2 separate regions of the Mus musculus genome follow, and region 1 is linked to region 2. A link is a loop called in an ENCODE intact Hi-C map of the cell type or tissue named here. Cell type or tissue: gastrocnemius. All regions are shown on one strand. Each heading gives the region's core, and the rest is flanking DNA. Links, peaks and the distances in the headings are about the cores only.

Region 1 (11,181 bases), core at 1,012-9,011, 53 kb before region 2:
TGCTCACCAGTGGACTATTAAGCCTGAGACTAATATACACTAGGATGAACGAGCTGAGTGGGTGGGAAGTGAGAGGGATCTGAAGTCCTGATTAAGTCCAGGGATGGCCAAACGCAGCACAGCTGAAAGCAAAGGGAGTGGACAGCAGAGTACAGGGCTGGGTGTTGGGATTCCCAGATTAGCGGCTGCATAGTCAGTGGCTCCTAGAGGTGCAAACTCTCAGGGCGTCTCAGGAAGGGTGATGGAGCAGAGAGGTCACAGAAGGGGCAAAGGTTGAGAGCTGAGAGGCTAGAGTATTAACAGCAGGATGGTATGGAAGGAAACCCCCTGTTACTAGTGGGTGTCGCCTATAGCACTAGATATGCCTAAGGGTCGGCTGGAGGGAGGGAAGGGAGGGAATATCGGCAGGTGTCAGGATGATGTAGTCAAAGCCTCCACCCCAGAAAGTGCTAGGATCTTAAAGGTAGGATAGGAATCAGCCCTGAGGGAGCAGTGGAGAAGTGCGCGCGCGCGCACACACACACACACACACACACACACACACACACCCGCAGCTCCTGACTCCAAGGATGAGGGAGAAGCTAGTGGCTAACCAATGAAGAGCTGAGAAAACATTGGGCCTGGGGAAGAGAGCTCTCCCAGGAAAAGGGAAGGGACACAGGTCACAGAGGGAGAGAAGAGGAACTTGGGAGATGGGGAGCAAAGCCTGTGGGAAACAAAGGCTGCCCACACCCCCACCCCGGGAGGGTGGCTCTACAGGGTTTGAGGTTTGCACTGTTCACTGACTGGGAAGAGCAGAATGAAATTTCTATCAGGGCTGTCCTTTTCAGAAATAAGACGCTGAGCCTGGGAGGCAGAAGTCTCGTCTGACTCCGCCTAAGAGATGACCAATTCTCCATAGGTCACAAACTATGCTTTTCATAAATCAATGGCTACATGCACCCTGGAGGTTGGTATATTGATATAGCAATCCCTCACTGGCATTGTGGGATTATTGCTTGCTATGGGACCAACAACTCTCCCCACCCGCCCCACTTGACTATACTCTAACAGGGCAAGAGAACCTGAAGTAAGTGGGCTTGATGCTTCAAATAGAAATCACTTAAGTACACATTTCTGTAGTACCCTTGGCCTGCCCCTCTCTCTCTCTCTCTCTCTCTCTCTCTCTCTCTCTCTCTCTCTCTCTCTCTCATTCAAATCATCCCAAGGTCTCACTAGATACATTACCCTGGGCTCCTCATACCAAGCTATGTGCCTAACACATTTCTCTTGCTTTCCCAGGCTATGCTTATGTAAGAAGTGGAGTCTGAGATTTGAATCATAATTGCAATTCAGACAAAAGCTAACAACTGTAAAAAACTGAACCTCCAACTCTACTGGGCAATCTGCAAACACTCAAACCGATGGTGTTGTTTTGCTTAAAGGAGGGAGTATCCCAGAAAGGCTTCAGAGTCTTGGGCTCCAGGTGGAACAGGCAGGAACCAAGCCGATGCAATACTGAAGTACGTGGTAGATGTTCGAAAACCATCAAACACAGATGAAATGTGGTCTGTGGTCTGCACTGCCTTAACAAAAAGCTCTCTCTCCCTCCGCAGCCATGTGCAGCACTCCTACAGCTCTGTGGCTGCCGCCTCAGTGCAATGAGAGGCAGCCCCACACAGGAACATAGACTCTCACTGTAGACTCTGTAGCTACACGGGCTGGGATCTGTCCTGACTCCACTGTGCTTTGCTGTGTAAACTCTGACACATCTGTTACCTTCTCGGTGGTGATTTCTCTGTGATTTAATTGTTACATGGTTTAAATGAATTACAGTATAAATGAAAATTCTTGAGAAGAATCTGTGTCCGGCTGTAAACAAAAGCCTCCTGGAGGAACCTGTGCCTGCAGACTGATGGATAAATTGGAATTTCAGTACTGTGGAGAGACTGGAATTTTGTGGTCTCGGAGACTAATCACTTTATCTTGAGCTAGCTTTAGTCTTCTGGGACAGCCACTCCTTGTATTACCCTTTATCTGAACTACCTGTGGTAATAAATAAAGACGGAGGCAGAAAAATGAGTCTGCAGCCGGAGCTTGACAGAATGAGATGGAATGTAAGCAGCATTTGGTCTAGCAGCATTACTTAATTCCTGACTCACAATGTAACACAGTAGAAAGAAGCAGGAGAAACTCGGGATTTGTGTTCACAATCTACCAGCTTAGAGGCACGAGCCACTTACTGGAAGGCTTTCCCCCTCTGCCTTTCTTTTTAGTTTTAAAAGGGAGGTTAGGAGTCTGAGTCTCTGCAAGTCTCTACATCTGAGTGGATGCAGATAGCATGTTACCTAGCTGACAGCTCTTCTAGATACAGATGTGAGAACAAAGTAACAACAAGATTTTGGTGCGGGTTCACTTGGCTATGAGCGGTCTCATCCTGAAACAGATCAAGCCGATGCTTGATTTTCAGATTTTCTTCAGACTGCCTGTTCCTTCTCCAAACAGTTGCACCACCAGATCTACCCCATGTTAGGCTGTGGGGCTCTGACACTGTTGGGGTCGGCACTTAGGGATGCTGCAGCCAGTCCTGGCTTTGTTCAGGGATTGCTCTAGGCTCAAAGTCTCCAGGGTGTGTCTTCTCAAGGCCATTAGCCGAGTCTCTAGCACATTCTTCCCAGGCTCTTCTCAAAGCTGGGAGCGGGTGCGGGAATGGAAGCCCTCCTCCTGGCAGTCCTTCAGAACCACATTTGTTCTCAAAGCTGAGCGCCCATTGAGCCTGGCACAGGGTCTGGGGTATGACACCTTTCCATCTTCCTTTCTGCTTTGCAGACCTCACAGTGGGTGCCCGCTACAACACCTCACTAAACACTTGCTGTGTCTGAGACACGGCTCCTCCACCCGCCTCCTGTGCTAAAGGTCTGAACAGCTGGTCTGACTTTGCAGGTGTGTGAGGTGTGAGAAACCTGCCTCTTGTAGGGGCACAAGGATATGCAAAGCAGGATTTCAAGTGACTCCTCTGCTAGAGCAGCAAAGGCTGCTGTCATCCTTACAGTGATAAGGCCTGTGTGAAGGCCATCGCCGAGCAATGGTTGTGTGCACAGCAAAGTGCTAAACACTGGACGCTTCTCAGTGAAGATCAAGTCTGCCCTCAAGAAGCCCAACAGGGTGTGGCATGTGGATAGAAACAAGGGGAGGTGGAGGCGGGTACAGGACTTTGTGTGATCTCAGCTCTAACGGGGGATGCAGGGATGCAGCTTAGGTGACAAGCCTGTCTCACCCTGGACAGGTTCTTAGTTTCTTTAAACTGGCAGCACACATCAAAGGGATCATCCTTAAGGAATCCTAGAGCAAGGTCCAAAGTCAGACAAACAGCAGCCCTATAAATGCCACGATGATTATAAAAGACAGCAAGGCTGGGTGTGCTAGCCTGTGTCTTTAATGTCAGCACCAGGAGGGCAGAGACAGCACAGGCAGGTCTCTGTAGATTCCAGGCTAGCAGGTTCCAGCACAGCCAGAGCTACAAAGTAAGCCCCTGAATCTAATTAATTAATTAATTAATTAGTTAGTTAACCAAAAAAACAAAACAAACAAACAAACAAAGAAACCCAACAGAACAAACTGAAGCTAAAGTGATCATGTAGAGTGTTGTGGAAAAGTCTGTGTCAGACTGAGGTAGAAATGATTACCGCTGCAATTCATCTGAGTGTTTTGGTTTTCTTTTGTTTTTGTTTTTTTGAGATCTCTGTGTAACCCTGGCTGTCCTGGAACTCACTCTGTAGACTAGGCTGGCCTCGAACTCAGAAACCCGCCTGCCTCTGCCTCCCTAGTGCTGGGATTAAAGGTGTGTGCCACCACCGCCCGGCTTGTGTTTTGCTTTTCTTGTTTCTTGCCTCTGTCCTTGGCTTTGGTTTGCCTTTCCTTGGTTTGGGCCTGTGGCTTTCTCTGAGTTACCATGTCAGCAGCCTTGTGAAGATGACAGCTGGTAGTCAGTCTCTGAGCACAGGCAAGATTTTCATTATGACCTTCCAGTCCTAGATCTCTAACGATTTAGAACTCAAGCCGGGCAGAGGGGGTTACAGTCTCAGATTCTGAAGCAAGAGAGCGCACCACCAAGATGTGAACAACTTCAGGTATTTCCAGTAAGGTCACAACAGCGATTAGACCAAACTCACTGTGTCTATAGCCCCTCATGCCCCAGCAACTGAAAAGAAGACATTCATAAAAGCCACCAGTGTTTTTAGTTCATTTGGCAATCATTTTGATGTTCTGAACTGCATGATAACTATAGTTCAGTTTTTCAGCACTGGGTTTCAAAGGCAACAGTAACTAGCTTAGCATCCGTCAGTCCTGTTTCTTAATCCATTATGCACATTGTTTTATTTAATATTCCCCCGGGTTCACAGGCAGCATTGCTGTCTCCCTGGTACTGAGGTAGAGAGAAAAGAGAGCCGTGTGCACTCCAGCCTATGCATCTTGGCTCCTGACTTGACACTGCACATCTACCCCATACCACCCCACACCCCAGTCTACAGGGCTCTTTCTGGCCCCTGACAATCTCAAAGAAATCTCCACTCAGATTTGAACCTGCAAACCCTCAACACACAAAAGGAAGACGTGTGGTCCCCCTGAGCAACACCCGTGTGTGTGCATAGGCACGTTATAGTGGTAGGCTGGATAAATGCCCAGTCCAAACATGCCCACAACTTGGGATATCTCTAGTTAAAGAACCTGTGACTGAGGCACTTTACAGATAAAGGTGAGATTAAGTGAAAGATCTCAGCAAGGGGCAGGAGTTACACCAGATTGTTAAATCGTTCCAATGTAACCAGAAGAGGGAGACAAGAGTCTCACATAGAAGGATTGCCCATTCAAGGAGGGAGAAGGAACAAGAAGAAAGAGAAGGGAGAGTGACTGGGAAGGCGTTCATGAATGGGCTTTGAAGATAGAAGAGCCTGAGGTAGTTTGAATGAGAATAGCCACCACAGGCTTATATTTTAATTTTTAGAAACTGGCACTAAGAGATGTGGCCTAGTTAGAGGAAGTGGGTCACTGGGTGTGGGCTTGGGGTTTCAAATGTTCAAGCCAGGACTCACTCACTCTCACTCTCTCTCTCTCTCTTTCTCCCTCTCCCTCCCCCTCTCCCTCTCCCTCTCTTTCTCTCTCTCTCTCTCCTGCTGCCAGATATAGAGCTCTTGGCCTCTTCTCTAGCACCATGTCTGTCTGCACGCTGCCATGCTTCCTGCCATGATGCTAAAAGACTGAACCTCAGAACCTGTAAGCCAGCCCCAATGAAATGTTATTCTTTATAAGAGTTGCCATGGTCATCAAAAGATGGCCTAGTCGGCCATCACTGGAAAGAGAGGCCCATTGGACACGCAAACTGTATATGCCCCAGTACAGGGGAATGCCAGGGCCAAAAAAATGGGAATGGGTGGGTAAGGAAGTGGGGGGGAGGGTATGGGGGACTTTTGGGATAGCATTGGAAATGTAATTGAGGAAAATATGTAATAAAAAATATTTTTAAAAAAAGAAAATATGTAATAATAATAAAAAAAAGAGTTGCCATGGTCACGGTGCCTCTTCACAGCATCAGAAACCCTAACTAAGACAGGGTACATGAACCAAGGCATGCAGGAGGCATCAAGAAACACACAGGACTAGGAAATGAATACGGCCCCACAGCCTTCAGATGGAGTATACCTCTGCTGGCATGTTGATCTGATTTTAACCTTTGGCCTCCAAATCTGAACGATGGTGAGTTTGTACCATTTTGAGACAGTAAGGTTTGAGTGAACAGGGAAGTAAGACAATCATGAAACACTGCCTGTTGTTCCACTACTGAAACCCAGGCTTTTCCTACGACCCCTAGTGACTGGCAGAATAGTCGCTCTGCCCAGCCTGCTACCCAGCACCAGTTCACACAGGCTTGAGTCACCCGTGGACACAAGGGGGCACCCAGTGCTGTCTGGAGGCAGACACTTGAACTCTTCCACGCTGTTACCTGGGAACAGGGAGTCACCTGCTTCTAAAGCACCCAGAAGCTGACTTCAAGATAAGAGTTGCACACTCAAATTTCTGTCTTATTTTGTTGTTAGTAGCCATGGTAATTAGCAAGATAAGAACTCTGGCACTCACTAATCCCTCTGCCAATGTTCCCTTGCACATTTACACACACACACACACACACACACACACACACACACACACATCTTTATTGTTTTTGTAGAGGTTTATCTGATTCTCTGCTTGTCTGAAGTGCTCAGATGGCCAATCCTGGCTGTCAAATTGGCACACCTGGGAAGGGAGACCCTCGACTGAAGAATTCCCTCCACCAGATCAGCCTGTGGGCATCTTTGGGGCATTTTCTTGATTTCTAATTGATATGGAAGGCCAGTATAGTTGATACCATCCCTAGGCAAGCAGACAAGACTGTATAACAAAGGTAGCTAGCTGTGAAAGCCAGCAGGAACAAGTCAGTAGACAGCATCCCTCCGTGGTCTCTACTGCAGTTTCTGGCTCTGGCCTTGGCATTTCTCCGTGGTGGATAGTGACCTGTGAGCCAAACCCTTTCTTCACCCAGGTTCCTTTTGGGTCAGTGTTTTATCACAGCGCTAAACCAGGGCAGGCGTCACCTTTCTTTCTTTCTTTCTTTCTTTCTTTCTTTCTTTCTTTCTTTCTTTCTTTCTTTCTTTCTTTTTTCTTTCCTCTTTTCTTTCTTTTTTTCTTTCCTCCTTTCTTTCTTTCTTTCTTTCTTTCTTTCCTCCTTTCTTTCTTTCTTTCTTTCTTTCTTTCTTTCTTTCTTTCTTTCTTTCTTTCTTTCTTTCTTTCAGATGTTTGCATGGTTGTTTTGTCTGTATGTGTGTGTTTGACCATGTGTGTGCGTGGCGCCCTCAGAAGCCAGAAAATGGTGTCAGGTCTCCTGCAGTTCACACAGTGTGAGCTGCCAGGGGAGTGCTGGGAAGGGAACCTAGGGCTTCTGGGAGAACGGTCAGTGTTCTTAACCAGAGACATCTCTTCAGCTCTCACCCTCCATTCTTACTATTCTTACTATTACTTCAGTGTGTGTGGTAGGCATGTGTAAGTGCATGCAGGTTCGAATGTGTGTGAGCCACTAGTGTTTTCTAGACGGAAGAAAGGAAAGAAAGAAGGGAGATAGGGAGGGAGATAAGGAGGGAGAGAGGAAGAGGAGGAGGCTGGACTACTTCAGTGAGCAGGAGCAGGTAGGGAGAGTGAATGGCTAATTTCAGATAGAGCAGCCTGGAAGACGCTCCAACACTCTTGCCCACTGAGAGCAGGATCCCCATGTCTGTCCTTCTTTCCATTAGAGCATTCGGAATCGATCTCTTGTGTCAAACTGTAAGGCTCGTCAGAGAAACTATGTTGACATAATTGTTCTGCTTGGAGACCTAGGGCACCCGTGAAATCAGCTAACAGGCAGTACCAATCTGAGGGGTCACGTGAGAGCAGCTGCAAACCCTAAGGAGACCCATAGCTTACACTGAAGTCTGTAAGGTTTCCTTCAATCTTATGTCAAAAAAAAAAAAAAAGCCGGTTGCTAGAGCGACGCTGACGACATCCCTTTAAATGATTTGTTGCTCAGACGGTGGAACTAAAACAGAGGGCATTTTGACTAGTAATACAGACACTTAACTCTAACAGGGTGTGTGTACGTGTGTGCAGCCTTGCTGTTGCTCCTGTCTCCACACAGTCTCTCCTTGGTCTGGAACTCACCCAGTAGGCCAGGTTACCTCAGGACCCCAGGGTCTTCTGCTTCCCCAGCTCTGGGATTACAAGTGTTTGCCGTCATTCTAGCTTTTCACCTTGGTTTTGGGAGCTGAACTTGGGTACTGATACTTATGTGACAAGAACTTTAAACAGAGCCATGTCGCCAACCCCCTCTAATGCACGACTTTGGAGCAAAGTCCTTCCTACTGACAACCAATTTTCCATCCCCTTTCTTTCTTTCTTTCTTTCTTTCTTTCTTTCTTTCTTTCTTTCTTTTCAGGATGTGCAAAAGGAAAAAAAAATCCAATCCCAGCAGACTTTCTGGACCTAAAAAGCACATATATCCAGTAACAAAAATTAAACCTTTGCCATTTTAAAATACCAAACAATTAGCGTTTTTGGAAATACTCTAAAAATACGCTGAGGTACTTCTGTACAAAATTTGCTTGATGCTAAGCATAAAAGAATAGGAACTAGCTTTGAAACAGAAAAGGGAAGAAAAGAAGGGAAAAACTTCTCAAAATTCTTGTTTCACATTTACGATTATCTCCGTGGTTATCAAAACACTGCTAGCTATTGCTTAATGAGCACCTGAGCTGTTGTTTGTAATGAATGACTGGCAAGCTATACGTTGATATGTCTATGAATATCAACTATGCATTCACTAATACAGCTGAGAATAGAAACCAACCATTCCCTTTATTTAAAATGACAGTATTATCTTACAATACGTGGCATTAATATATCTAAAATAACATAAACGTCTAATTATAATTTTGAAAAAAGCACATGCCAGCCTATACAGACACTCTCTCTCTACAGGCTGGTGCTAGACCAGGCACCTCAATCACCCATCACCTCGAAAGGTCACTTGGAGATTCAGGGACGCAGCTTGGTAGTCGAGCACTTGCAAGCACAGGGCCTGGGTTCAATTCCCAGGGCCACAAAGGAGGCCTTTCAGCCCAATACTCCATCCAAGAGGACAACACACTCTTCTGAGACAGACTGCAGCACAGCGAATGAGAGAAATGTTCGGTCTGCTGCATTCTGAGCTCAACACCAAACATGAAGGTAAACGCCATAAAACTGCAATAACATGGCTAACAGGAATAACACCCAGGTGTTATTCAACCAGTAAGAAGTGCGCGCACAATGGCGCGTTGCAATCCATAGATACAACATTCTGGAAATTTTACTTTATTTCAAATGCTTAAAAAGAAAAAAAAAATCAAATCTAATTTTCAAATACTAAAAACTAAAAGAATACCTCTTCCATGAAGCTGTCTTTCTTCTCCAGCATCTCCCGTAAAGTCTGGAGGATTTTAATGCACAGCTTTTCTTCTTTCTCCATCAGTTTCTTTGTGTGATTAATCAGCCTGAAAGCAAAACATTAAACCTTGAAAAGGACACCAATTTTTCTCACCAAAACATATACAATATGCTACCTGGGAGGGGAAACAGTGCCAAGGGCTCAAAGCAAATCGGATACATAATGCCAAAAGGCTGAAAACTATACACCAGCATATATATTTTGCTGAGATATTTATACATCCCAGTGTTTCTCAGGTTCAGCCTCTGATGCTCTTACCCATCCACTTTGCTAGTATGAGAAGATTTACAGCATACAATGTACCATTACATTTTTTATTATATTCCATGCATTATACCACATCAATTATTCCATCACGTATGTAGGAGTATACACAGTATAGCACACTCACACACACACACACCCGCCCCATTCCTCAGTATACAGTGACCATGCATTCAGACAAGAACGGGGCTCTTTTTTCCACTGTTATGAAGCATGCACTGGGGTTCCAGAAGACTTTCAGTACCATGGGTGTAACAATCCCAGAGTCAGCATCAAGAGAAATGATTAGATTGGGGTGTGTAACTCAGTCCCCATTAGATTGTGTTGTTAAGAAACTGGTCCTTCATAACCCTGTGAGACACATCTCCCTAGAGGAACAGCATGAGGTAGCCTGAAGGAAATTACGGATTCCAGTGTCATGGCAAGAGCCCTATAGGATATAACTCTCCTCTTAGAATGAGGGCCTCGGGATATAACTGATAAGCCTCGTCCTCTGGCTAGTGCCCAGCTAATGTTCTCAGCCATCAGAGTTGAAGAAAGGACCTTCCAAGGAATCTCTCTTTGACCTCACGACAAGCCAGAATCTGACTAAGTTTGCTGAGGAGGAAGTGGGTTCAGACAGGTGACACAACATGCTTCCAGTTACACAATTCTAATGGGGACACCTGGAGATAGACATCTAAGCTCATGAGTGCTGCAGTTCACCAATGAGCCGCTGGGGCTTCAGGACGGAGTCCCAGCATGCCACAGGCTGCTGTGCACACAGCCATCCAACATGACAAGGGATACGAAAATTTACAGAGGTACTTTTAAAAGCCAATAAACTAGACCAAAAAAAAAAATCTTTATTCTGTTCCAGGGATTTTCTGGTCATTGAAGGCATCAAAGAGACAGCACTTAAAGTTGGTCATGGAAGAAGGCAAGCCTGGCCAGGAATGGAAACAGGAGAGGTGAGGCTGATGGCCCTGCCCACAACATGATTAATAGTGAACAGGCCAGAATGCCATACTAAAGAGTCCAGGGTACGGGTCTGATACGGGGGATTGCTGGTATGTGTGCACGCTGTCCCCGAAGTCCCTCCTTTCTATGTCAGAAATAGTTTTACATTTTATAGTTTTTCTAAGCCATGTTTTTATATTATCCTTTGCCTACATAGACCTGAAGATCCAGTGTCTGAAAACCACAGATTCCCTCTCAGAAGAGTAGATGGCAATCTGAGTGGATCCAAACCAGCTGCCTGGCAGATGAATGCCCACGCTAACCTAGTCTCCCATCCCAATGCCTGTGGCCAAGCTGAATCCGTGTCCTTCCCCAAGGCTGTCCCCCACCCACTCCTGTAGAGCCATCCGTCAGCAGGAACCATAGGTTAGATTCTCTGGAGGAAGTAGGGGGAGCTAACTCAGCCCTGGCTGAGGCTCCACGTTCACCAACTCAGCTTCATTAGAGTGTTGTGCACAGCTGTGCCAGGGCCTGGCGTGGCTCGTAATGGGAGTGAGCTCTAGATTTCCAGCTCTGATTGCCAATGGAAGGAACTCTTGGCTCTTTGGAGAGATGGGAAGCCATGGGCAGACACCAGTGAATCTGAGCCTCTGGCCATAAAATAATTATAACAACACAGATGAAGCCTTTAACTACTAAAGTCAATGGGGCAACCCTGCTTGGTGTGGGGTCCGTAATGTATTCCCACTGCCAAACATCCCCCTGCCCCACATCTCTCCTTCTAGCTTCTCTAACACAGACCACCTCCACCCTCAGCAGGAATCAGAACTGTTCAACTTTGGCTACTTTAGTTAACTCCCTCCCTCACCCTCAGATCCTAGACCTCTGCTGTCCAACAGGGCTCTGCACTAACAGCAACATCCCGTGTCTGTCATAGGCCCAGT
Region 2 (11,181 bases), core at 1,175-9,174:
GCCTTCCGTGATGTTATCAATGTTGAACACCTTGCAGACACCCCGACAATTCAACTAATGCTTCATCTGCTCAAGGGAGCTACAAGATTTACATTCAAAGTTCATGAGGCGCCATCACCGTGAACAGCTGGGAACTGGATCTCTGCCTTCAAGGTGGGATTTGGTTATGATTGTAGGAGTGATCCTATTTGTCTTTGAATCGTATGTGTTCGATAACTATCTTAACATTATCTCATCCTGTATATAGTCAGCTCACCCTAAAATGCTTCTTCACAGCCTACCCTTTTCTACCTGCATTCCCTGATGGTCTCCAGAGGTTGAAAGCCAACAGAGTGGAGACTCTAAACTCATTTCAACCCAACTTCAGGCCAAGGCAGCTGGATCAATCCAGTGTCAACTGGGTGGTCTTAGGGTTTCAGATCTTGATACTGTAAAGAAGCTCATTAAATATTAACAAGTCTGGGGTCACTTGGACGACCCCTCCATCAGCAGCTTGTAAAACCACAAGACTGTGTGGATACCTCAGAACAGGACCTGAGTCATGCCTCTGGCCCAGAAAGGAGCTATGACATCCTGAAGTACCCAGAAGGTCATTACTAGATAACTATCTAACCCTAGCTCCAAGATCCCTATACCATACAAGATTAGTGTACAGCTGGGGGCTTTCTAAGAAAGAATAAAGACATACCCGCTCACAGAGTTAAACCAAGCAGACCCCTGAAACAAAACAAAGCATGCAAGGAAAACTGTCTGTTCTAGAAACTTAGGAATGGTGCAATGCCTGCCTTCGATGTCGATGTCAATGTCGATGGACCCTCTGGCTCCAGCCCTGTCACACCTTGAAAGCAGACTGTGCTGTACAATGAGTTCTGTCTCTCTTCTGTGCTGAAGGACATCTGTACATCAAAGCATTCACAGAGCTGAGTAATAACACACCCGGTAAGATTGTCTGAGGTTGCTGCAAGATTGTACAATGTGTTATAGATGGAATAAAAGTGGTCAGGGTCACCCCCACAGTATCCCTGACATGCCTAAGACCAGCTCTCTGAGGAGGGGGAACTATAAGCCAAGCATCAGCAAGACAAAGTGAGGCCTCTTCCTCTAAAGGCCAACAGAGACATGCTGTATCCCCTGCTGGACACAGAGCAGGTCTAATTCCCAAGGAACTGCTCTTTCATCCTCACAGAAACTCTATAACTGACACGTTGGCAGTGGGCTGTCTCTGTAAAGATGCCCAGACTGTGCCCTACAGCAAGTACTGCCTCTGGGAGTTTTCCGATAGACCAGCAATGGGATCTGTAGAAAACAGGATTGTCCTGTTCAGGCACAAGCCACTGGTTCCTTACAAGGCTGGGTTAGTTTAAAGAGCCCTGGAAGAGAGGAGCAGGTACCCACACAGTCTCAGCCCCTTGTCTAGACAACAGAGTCCCAAAGGGTATTGTTCAGTTCATTCCATTCCTGCTCCACGTGTCCACTAGAAGAACCACAACAAAAGATCTTTAAGCCAAAGAAAAGACATGGATACACACTGGGTGAGTATTAAGAAGACCCAACTAGAAAGCTTGACAAAAGAAAATATTGCTCTTAGTCCAAAACAAGGTAGATACGTAAATATCAGACTTAAAGTTACTGAATGGTTAAGCAGTTTTATTATGAAAAGCTGTAAGTCAAGATCAACAGCATATCTATAATCCCAGAAATGGGAAGGCAGAGACAGCACACATACATGTACACACACATACACACACAAATACATGTACACATATACACACATACGCACATGCACACACAGAAACACATACATGCATACATTCACATGGTTGTACACATACACACACACAGAACCACATACATGTACACATAACTACACAGTTGTACACATACATACAAAGATATTTTAAATTACAAGAAAACACTGAAAACTACACACTTGCGTAGAAAGAAGCAGGTAAAAACGGAGAAGCAAACTGATGTGATAACTGTAATAATAAAATGAATGGAGCAGGGCCTTCTCTCTGGAGCACTGACATGTTCAGGTGACCTGCTTCTCAGGCTAAATAAAGAGAAGGGTGTGCAGAAAGGACAATCCTGCCTTAACCCACTCAGCCACACCTTCCTTGCTTAATCTCTCTTTCTAAATTTAGACACCGTATTTGAAGGTGATGAATTAGAGACTATGCTGATGCTGCTGACACTGCGTGCTTAGCCCCTAGCCCACTGACCTTCGAAATGATGGAATTTCCATGGCCCCTGAAGACACATCTGCACACAGGGAGCACGGTGTACAGACACAGGCGTGAACCCTGCCCCCGCCTCTGTGATCGTTAGAGATCAGCGCCAGCAGTGGGGTCATCTGGAGTCCTCTTCTGAACATTGATGCTCCCAAGGACATAAAGCTAAAGCACTTCGTATTTTTGCCTATGGTGACTCCTCCCGATTCTTTTTTGTTTAAATTATGTTGGAATCTTTTGCTTATCTAATGGAGGATGGAGAGCCATTTCCAACTAGGAAAGTTCACTTTTACCTGTGTTAAACTTCACTTTGAAGAGAAGTTGCACTAGTTTTTATCAGATTGAAAAAAGGGATAAACATCTTTCAAAAATTAGTATATTCAACCTAAATCACAAAGAAAAACACTAATGTGCCATATAAGGTTTTATTTTAAATGAAATATTTCCCCTCGAGCCCTTAAAGAGTCTGTGTTGTCAACATGCAAACGAGAAAACTAAACTTTGAGCATAAAAGTAAGAGAGTGGATATTTTTACATAAAAAAAAAAATCAAAGAAAATGTTTTTAAACTTTCACGATATTGAAGGCATTTTTTTAAATTACATAAATGAAGCCCAGGATTCACGGTATGTGTCCCATAATTTCTACACAGCTGAAAGCTGGATTGCTCAGAGCAATACCAAAGGCCATGTTTAGAGCCTCCGTGAAACTCCCAGAGACACAAAGGATTATGTCCACGGCCTGGTCTAGTGTGTGCTGCTGCTAGACACTTCGCCTGACACCGGGATGGATTCCATCCATTTGTCACCACTGCACTCGGCTGCTGGTTCCCTCACAATGAAGCTCATTCACCTATGTATAAGTTAGCACTGGCGTTTCTCACATTCCTTCTTCATCTCCTGAAATTACCTCATTATAGACAGACCCTTCTGGTTTCTCTGTCCACCTGTTTACCTGTTTCTCTCACCCCCAACCCCCACCACCCTCATGCATTCACAAATTCACACCTGATCGTGTACAAAGGGCTCTTGGACGCCTCCCACAGTGGCCCTGCTTCTTCTGAAACATTCTGGATTCTGCCAAATGGAACACTCACTCCTTCCTTGAAACTCTTCAGGGTCTCCCAGCTTCCAGCCATTTCTAGTACAAACTCTTACTCCTGTTGCTATTAGTGTTGGCTACATTAGTGACTATCCTTCAGAACAAGCCTGTGCTGTGTGCTTGGGCTTTGTACATTGTTGCAGAGCAGAAGCCATGTCTGAAATATCAGACTGGAGTCCAGACATCAAACTTTAGCAATGGAAATGAGGAAGTCCTATGAATACCAAGTAGTGAGCATGCAGATTCCATACTACACGAGGCAGAGAGTTGGAAAGGACTCTACTCCAGAGAAACAACCACTAGTTAAGAACAAGAGGCTCAGCTGTAGCCCACACGGGTCATCTCCAACATCAGTGCAGATACCAGGGGACGAATACAGGGGCTGGAAACACAGAGTCGCTGACTGTCTTTGACAACTGCCAGGTAGAATGCGACGAGCCCCTTCTAGACAACATCCAAAGGTGACTGATAAAATATTTAAGATGCTTCTTTTCAACAGGAACTCAGAAAACATGAAAGTTCATAAAAATTTCAGGACAGAAATTCACTGGTGTTCACTGGTGCCCCTTAGGAACTTAGGCTATGCTGGCAACCTACATTCTGAGTTCTAATATTAGGGGTAGGCACCTACAGAGAGAGAGGAGATAGGGAGACGGAGGGAGGGAGGAAAGGAAGGAGAGAGAGAGGGGGAGATGGAGAGTTGGGGAGGAGGAGATAGAGAGGGAGAGGGGCCAAGTCTAGTAGCCAAGAAAGATCAAAGTTCTGGCCAGAAACCACAAATCTACAAACATCACACAGTGAGTTAGGGAAGACACAGCCCACTGGACAGACAAAGGTACATAGATAGCTTGGCTTTCACTCTGGCCATGGCCTAAGGGTCTCAAACCCCTGTACACAAAGAAAAGCCCACTCCTGGGATCTAGGACTAGGATTTCCATTAATAAAGAGGCCCCCAAAATCCCAAACCAAAAATCTATATTTAGTGTGACTACAAAATAGAATGTCCTCCAGACTAAATTCAGGCCTCAGAAGAATTCCACACAGAATGTACCTTCGTAATAACAACACCCGCACTAAAAGCCTGAATGAAGATACCTCAGGAGCTTCTGCAGAGACAGCTGAAAACAGGCCTTCCCCAAAAAGGACATGCCCCGCCCCCTCCATCTCCTCAGTGAGGGTGTGGATGGAGGGATACACAACCAGAAGCCATTATCAAGGACTCCAATCTACAGGCTAGAGTGACCACCCGGAAGGCAGGTGTAATGTTAGCTTTGTAGCGCAGGACCCAGCAAAGGTCAGCATATAAACCCTTGTCTCAAGGCCGGCATGCAGATAGAGGTCTCTGAAGGCTCAGACCAACAGCGCCCCCTGGCAACAGGCTGGAGCAGCTACAATTCCCCCAAGCAGGAAAGCACCCTCTTCAACCCACAGAAGGATATCAATGCATGCCGACTCAGAATCGGTCATCTAACAGCTCCGACATCTCGTAACCACAGAGATGTCCTTAGCCGAGTATGTGCTCAGAGAGCTACTCACAAGAGCATCTCTTCTGGTACCACAGACACCGGGCACACATGTGGTACACACCCATACACGTAGGCAAAAGGCACATAAACATTTAAAATATATATATTAAAAAGATAAAAAAAATTAAAAATTAGAAAAGCAACTCCCAACTACCTCACTCTGGAAGCAAATGCGCAGAATCTCAGGTAGACATGAACCTGAACATTTAAAAGCTATAAAGCCTGGTGAAAACCGCCAGGCAAATGTGGGGGGGAAATCGGTTTTCAGTTATGAAAAAGTACCATGGCTGGAGTTAAATTTTCAGCTGGGTGTTATAAACTCCAAATAAGATGTGGGTGAGACAAACAAGTTTGAGTTTAAATAAAGTATAAAGTGTTAACTGTGAGGTCACAGGCTTGAGGAAAAAGAAAATGAAATCTAACATACATATGTACACTGACATCGCACCAACAGAAATACTAGTAAGGCATAATATATACTTAGCTGGCGTTTCAATATTAAGACACAACTGCACGCAGCGAACCTCTTCATAGCCACAGCGGGAGCCAGAGGATAAAGAATAACATCCACTGCTCCCCACCCACCCAGATGACTGGTCTGGCTAGCCAGCTTGCTCAAGCGCTCCCCATCTCTGCCTTCTGATGCTGGAATTACAGCCCCCCCACCCCCATAGGTTCTAAACATCCAAAGTCCTGGCATCCAAACTCCTGTGCGGCAAAGATGTTAACGGCCGAGCCATCTCTACAGCCCATCCTCATTATCTGGTACACCTGAGCAAACAGAACCTCATTCCCTTCCCAAACAGAACTTAGCTTTAACAAAAAAAATAAAAGTAATTAACCAATTAATTAATTAATTGACCTTCTGAAACACCTAATGGAATCAAAATAACAACGGTCACGGTTGTCATGCATGCCAACAGTAACCGGGACGGGAGGTTTGGCAACTCTCACACACTGTTGGAAGAAAAGACTTGATCTGCAGAAAATGACTGGTGTGAGCCAGGACACAGCACATGGGATGCTTGGCTCCTAAGTGCATCCCTGAAGCACCTCTTGAATGGGCTCAAGAGGAAGAAGCTGCCCAAGCTGCCACAGTAATGCTGCTTTTAATAGCAAAGTTCTTAAAATATCAGTCCATGACCAGCTCACTAAAACGCCATGTCTGACAATGCACCAATGCAGATTAGAGCTCTGGTGAATTAATTATTGCCATATTCAACAAGGATGGGAGACAGCAGACCCAGAAGAGCCTGGGGGAGGTATTTCCCCTGTATTTCTTGTGTTTTATTAATACATACTACACATAGGAGAGAACTATTAAGCTAGGAAGTTAACAAACTTGTGGGATTTTATTCGGGGTACAGAAAGACCACAAGGCTTTCACAACTGTAGGGTTCTATTTCTTAAGATACACACTGTTCAAATTTGATCCTTACTGCTATGATAAAATGTTCTGACCACATGCAGCGTAAGTGGTAATGGGTTTATGCAGGCCACAATCCAGGCCACAGGGCATCATGGAGGGAACCGTGGAAGAATGCTGCCTGCTGGCTCCTTTCACAGGCACATCCTGAGCTGGCTTCCTTTTATAGCCCAGGACCACCTGCCCAGGAATCCTGTCACCCACACTGGGCTATGTCCCCTACATCAATGAACAATCAAGACGGTTTCCCATAGACATGTCCATAGGCCAGCCCGATGGGGCAGTCCCTCAGTCAGGGTTCCTTCTTGCCAGATGACTCTAGCTTGTGTCAAGTAGGAAACAAATACAAAGACAGTGGGCTAGCTTAGTACACTGGCTTAGTGGTAAAATGTGTCCAGGCTTTGGACAGGCACTAGCAAGAACTCCTAGGATAGCTTCCCTCATCTCTAAGCAGGAGACTCAGAAACACCTGTTCATTCTAGGTGGTGCTGTGCACAGATAATGACACTGGAATGCTGTTGCTAGGATACGAGCAGGAGATGGAGCAGCTCAGAAGTAAGCCCACTGGTCCATGATGACAAAACCAAAGCAAGTGAGGGGCTGGAGGTTTGGCTCAACAGTTAAGAGCATTTGTTGCTCTTAGGATCTGAGTTCAGTTCCCAGCGCCCACATTGGGTAGCTCACAACTGCCTGTGACCCCAGCTGTGGGGGCTCCAACGCCCTCTTCTGGACTCCACAAGCACCCATACACATAAATTAAACCAAATCTTAAAAGAAATAATAAAATAAAGTTGGAGTCTCGTTGCTTGATTTCCTAGTATCTAATCTTAGCTTCTTGCTCGCTTCGTCAGTTGTTGAATGCACACTGAAGCCATGCTAACTGACTGTCTCACTTTACTTTCTGTTCCTGTGACAAATGTCATGACTAAAAGTAACTTGGGGAGGAAAGGATTCCTTTAATCTTATATGTCACAGTCCATCATGAAAGGAGGCCAAGGCAGAAACTAAAGACAGGAGCTTAGAGACAGGAAGTGAAGCCAGAGCCATGGAGGAACGCTGCTGACTGACCCTCTTTCATGCCTTAGCTTGCTTTTTTCAGAGAACACAGGACCTGCCCAGAGGCAGCACTGCCCACAGTGAGCTAGCCAACCCCGACATTAGTCTCTGATCAAGGGATGTCTCTACAGACTTTCCTACAAACCGATCTGATGAAGGTATCTTTTCAGTTGAGGCTCCCTATTCCCAAATGACCCAAGCTTGTGTCAAAGTGACAAGAAACCCGCATGCTAACACACTCCATCAGAGGTTTGCTCAATGACCCCTTACAGTGCACTGTGTGCCCATTTTCCGGGTGGTAAACACAAATCTTAGAAAGTCAAAGCAAGCTACACACATGCTAAGCAGTAGATCCTGTGGTGTCTGATTCCAACCCCTTATGCCACCCTACCCCCCACTACTGATTGCCTCTGCATCGTCTTCTCTGTGTTGGTTGTTAACTCAGGCCTAGCCTCCCTTTCACATCCCCTTAGCTTTGTCTGCAGCTGCCAGCTCCCCTGCAGTGAAGAATTCTAAATCCAATTCAGCCTGAGCCAGCCCAGTGCATTGAGCTCAAGGCAGCCAAGGTGCCAGGAGGAAGCTAGCAGGCAGCTCCCTGGAACTTCAGGGAGCCAAAAAGGAAATTCCAGCAGACAGGAATGTCTCTTAAGAGCGTCATATTCACTGTCGCATCCCAGGCCTTCAAAAAGTGGGTCAGCAGAGGCGGACAAAGCCACAGACGCGTTGAGAAAGCAGCCTCCTCATGCATGAATGGAGTCTCCCTACAGAGCTATGATCATTTGACCCCAAAGCCAACAATCCAGGGCAACCTCTCCCAATTCTAGGTTTTCTGAATATTTAACTCTTTCGTATCAAGCCACACCCTAAGCAACCTACCTACAACGATTTCCATTCCTTGAACCAATACATCTGGAACTCGGTGAATAAATGCCAGCTCCCCCCATTTCAGATTGGAAAACTGATTTTTTTTTACACCGCAAGCTGTACGGTTTTGCCTTGAGAATGTCTGCAATTACTCCTCACGCCCCTCTTCTTTCTCACGGGCAAAGCACCTGAGATGCTTCCTGCAGAATAGCAAGCACTCACCACTCTGCAGCAGAAGAGCCCTCCCTTTCCCATCATGCCTCAGTGAGTGAAGGCCAGGGATTTACAGCCTTCCTGGTACATCTCATCTGAGTTATTGTGAGACATCTTGTCTTTCTGTAGCACAGTGAACTATGCCGAGGGCCGTTGGACGCCTGCGTTGAGCTCAGATCAGCAGGCCTGGCATGAGGTTCCTGTACCTGCTGAGCCGTCTCACCGGCCCAGCCAAAGACCTCTCCTCACATAAGCCAAGATTGCATGAGAAGCAACAGTATATTTCCTAGGGCACACATAAAATGTGATTTCTTTTTTTCAGAAGGAAAGGGTATTACAATTTGTAAAAGCATAGTGACTTATTTTTGTGTCAGAAAGTGCAATCTTAAGGAGCCTGGATCTTATCATCCAACTGTTGGCTGAGTCCCAGAGTTTGCAGCCTGGGGGAGCCCTTGGATTTCCAAGCTCTCGTTTATTGGTTAAAAGGTAGCCCTATTGCCATCCCCAAAGTCTGTTTGGCATTTAAAAGGAGAATCCACGTATAAAAACATCTGACTTTCATGCCATGGACATGCAGAGCACTGAATAAATGCCAACATTTTTTTTTTGTCTTTAGAAATGAGTTAGAGAAGAATTTATGTCTCCACTCCATGGCCCTAGCTCATTATAAAACAAAGTTTTATGGATCAGAAAGTCTACATTCCACTAACACTTGTAAACATTACAGGAAATTTCCTAGGAGATAGAGTGAAGAATTACAAGTAGCCGTCATCCTGAGACCTGTCAGAGAACTCTACCATCTCAGCGCTACCTTGCAACCCCTCGACGGTTCAATAATTAATATTTAGTTAGCACCTTCTGTGCCCCCCGTTCTACAACCTGAAACGTTGAGAGTACTTCCAAGGCCGCCCCAGGTAAGCCTCCACACACCCTTTACATTCCTGGATTCAAACCCCTAAGTGGGACACAAGGCAGGCATTTCAGAAACAGCCATTATAACATTGGTGGCAGTTAGCTCTCATGCAAATATTATCAGTAAAACTGTTTTGTAAGAAAAAAGTAGGGGCTAGATCCCTGGTCTAACAGTTAGGAGCTCTGGCTGCTCTTCATAGGACACAGGTTTCATTGCTAACCCATAGGTCAGCTGACAACTGTCTGTATCCCCAGTTCCAGGGCATATAGTGCCCCCTTCTGTCCTCAATGGGCACTGCATGCATGGAGTGCACAGACATGTATGTAGGCAAAGCACTCATTACACATTAAATAAAAATAAAGAATTTTCCTCCTAAAAGTGATCTCGGAAACAAACCTCATTTGCCTCTTCGCCTCCTTTGGCCTGGCCCTCACCCACATCTCCATTCTCATAGCTGCCGCTCTTTTCTACCCACAGCTCAGATTTCTCCACCGTCAGCCGAAGTTGGTCGAGGTCTGCCTTGATTTGCTTGTAGTTATCAACATCTTGGTTCGACACTAGTAACTGCACCTAAACACGGGAGAACTTTGTTGCTTAATATTCTCACACAGCTTCTGTATTCCTAGATCCTGTACACCAAAGATCTCATTTTTAAATACTGATTAGGCAAAGGTCAACATTTACAGAACATTCATGGGTATTTACATGTGTATTGGCTGAAAGCTTAGCTGCAAGTATCTGTGAACTCCAAGCAATATGTTCACACATAAAAGGGAATTCTTACATTTCAAAATGCTGAAAAGTAATTTAACGTAAAAGTCTAGGGGGTGGAGAGATGGCTCAGGGGTTAAAGCTCTTGTGAGGAGCTGAGTGCATGTGGGTGCTTGGAACATGGCAGCTCACAACCTCCTGTAACTCCAGCTCCAAGGGATCTGAACCCTCTTCTGGACTCTGGGTACTACACACATATGTGAACATACATACATGGGTACTGCATATATATGTGCACATACATACATGGGCACTGCACACATATCTTCACATACATGTATGAATGGACATACCCATGCATGAAACAAAAAATAAACAATTCTTTTAAAAGATAATTTAACTCTAAATTCATGGTTCAAGTTAGTTTTTCTGAGGTGTTCTATGCATGTATCTGTTTGAAAGTCAAAAAAAACAAAAAACAAAAAACAAAAAACAAAAAACAAAAAACAAAAAACAAAAAACAAAAAACAAAAAACAAAAAACACCCACCGGGCATGGTGGCGCACGCCTTTAATCCCAGTACTTGGGAGGCAGAGGCAGGCGAATTTCTGAGTTTGAGGCCAACTTGGTCTACAAAGTGAGATCTAGGACAACTAAGGCTATACACAAAAACCCTGTCTCGAAAAAACAAAACAAAACAAAAAAACAAACAAAACAAAACAAAACACCATGGAAGAAAAAAATTAATGGCTACGATATACATTTGCTAGTATAAACAGGAAGTCTCTGAACTTGAGAGAACAATGCAATTTATACATACTACATGGCACATATGTAAAGTATGTGTATCTAAATGGCCCCACTTAGCTCCTTAACGTCTGCACTCCACTAAACACAAGACATTGGTGAGATGCCCACACTCACAACTAATCACTGTGAGATTAACGTGCAATCCAATCATTACATGAGACAAGCCCAGATCCCCATCATGGCTCCTGTCCTTGGAGGCTCTGCATTTTTTAAATCACAAAGTATTTAATTTGAAGCTATGGCTTGTCAAATAGATCATTAAATTCTGTAGCCAAAATAACAGCAGCGGAAACAAACTTTCTAAGATGTTCCTGTTCTCCAGCACACCCTA

The links. A loop is a pair of places that touch in the nucleus more often than their neighbours do. Peaks named below come from ENCODE experiments on the same cell type or tissue, not always from the same donor. Only the 100,000 strongest peaks of a DNase experiment are listed, where the experiment ranks them.
Region 1: a loop joins it to region 2, with 2.7 times the contacts of the local background. A loop is called at or near these places in 5 of 42 quality-filtered maps.

What each region holds. Positions count from the first base shown.
Region 1 is chr6:146,282,554-146,293,734 of GRCm38, forward strand. It overlaps Itpr2 (inositol 1,4,5-triphosphate receptor 2), which reads right to left. Exons shown (of 57, transcript NM_019923.4): 37 at 8,972-9,080. Among named protein-coding and RNA genes, the nearest start is that of Gm35596, 68 kb to the left of the region's middle. In gastrocnemius, for the core only: CTCF peaks have their summits at 4,804 (motif pointing right) and 5,926 (motif pointing right); a DNase peak (open chromatin) is centred at 2,701.
Region 2 is chr6:146,335,332-146,346,512 of GRCm38, forward strand. It overlaps Itpr2 (inositol 1,4,5-triphosphate receptor 2), which reads right to left. Exons shown (of 57, transcript NM_019923.4): 26 at 9,726-9,899. Among named protein-coding and RNA genes, the nearest start is that of Gm35596, 120 kb to the left of the region's middle. In gastrocnemius, for the core only: a CTCF peak has its summit at 4,697; DNase peaks (open chromatin) are centred at 4,682, 5,499, 5,836, 6,450 and 3 more places; H3K27ac peaks cover 3,400 bases.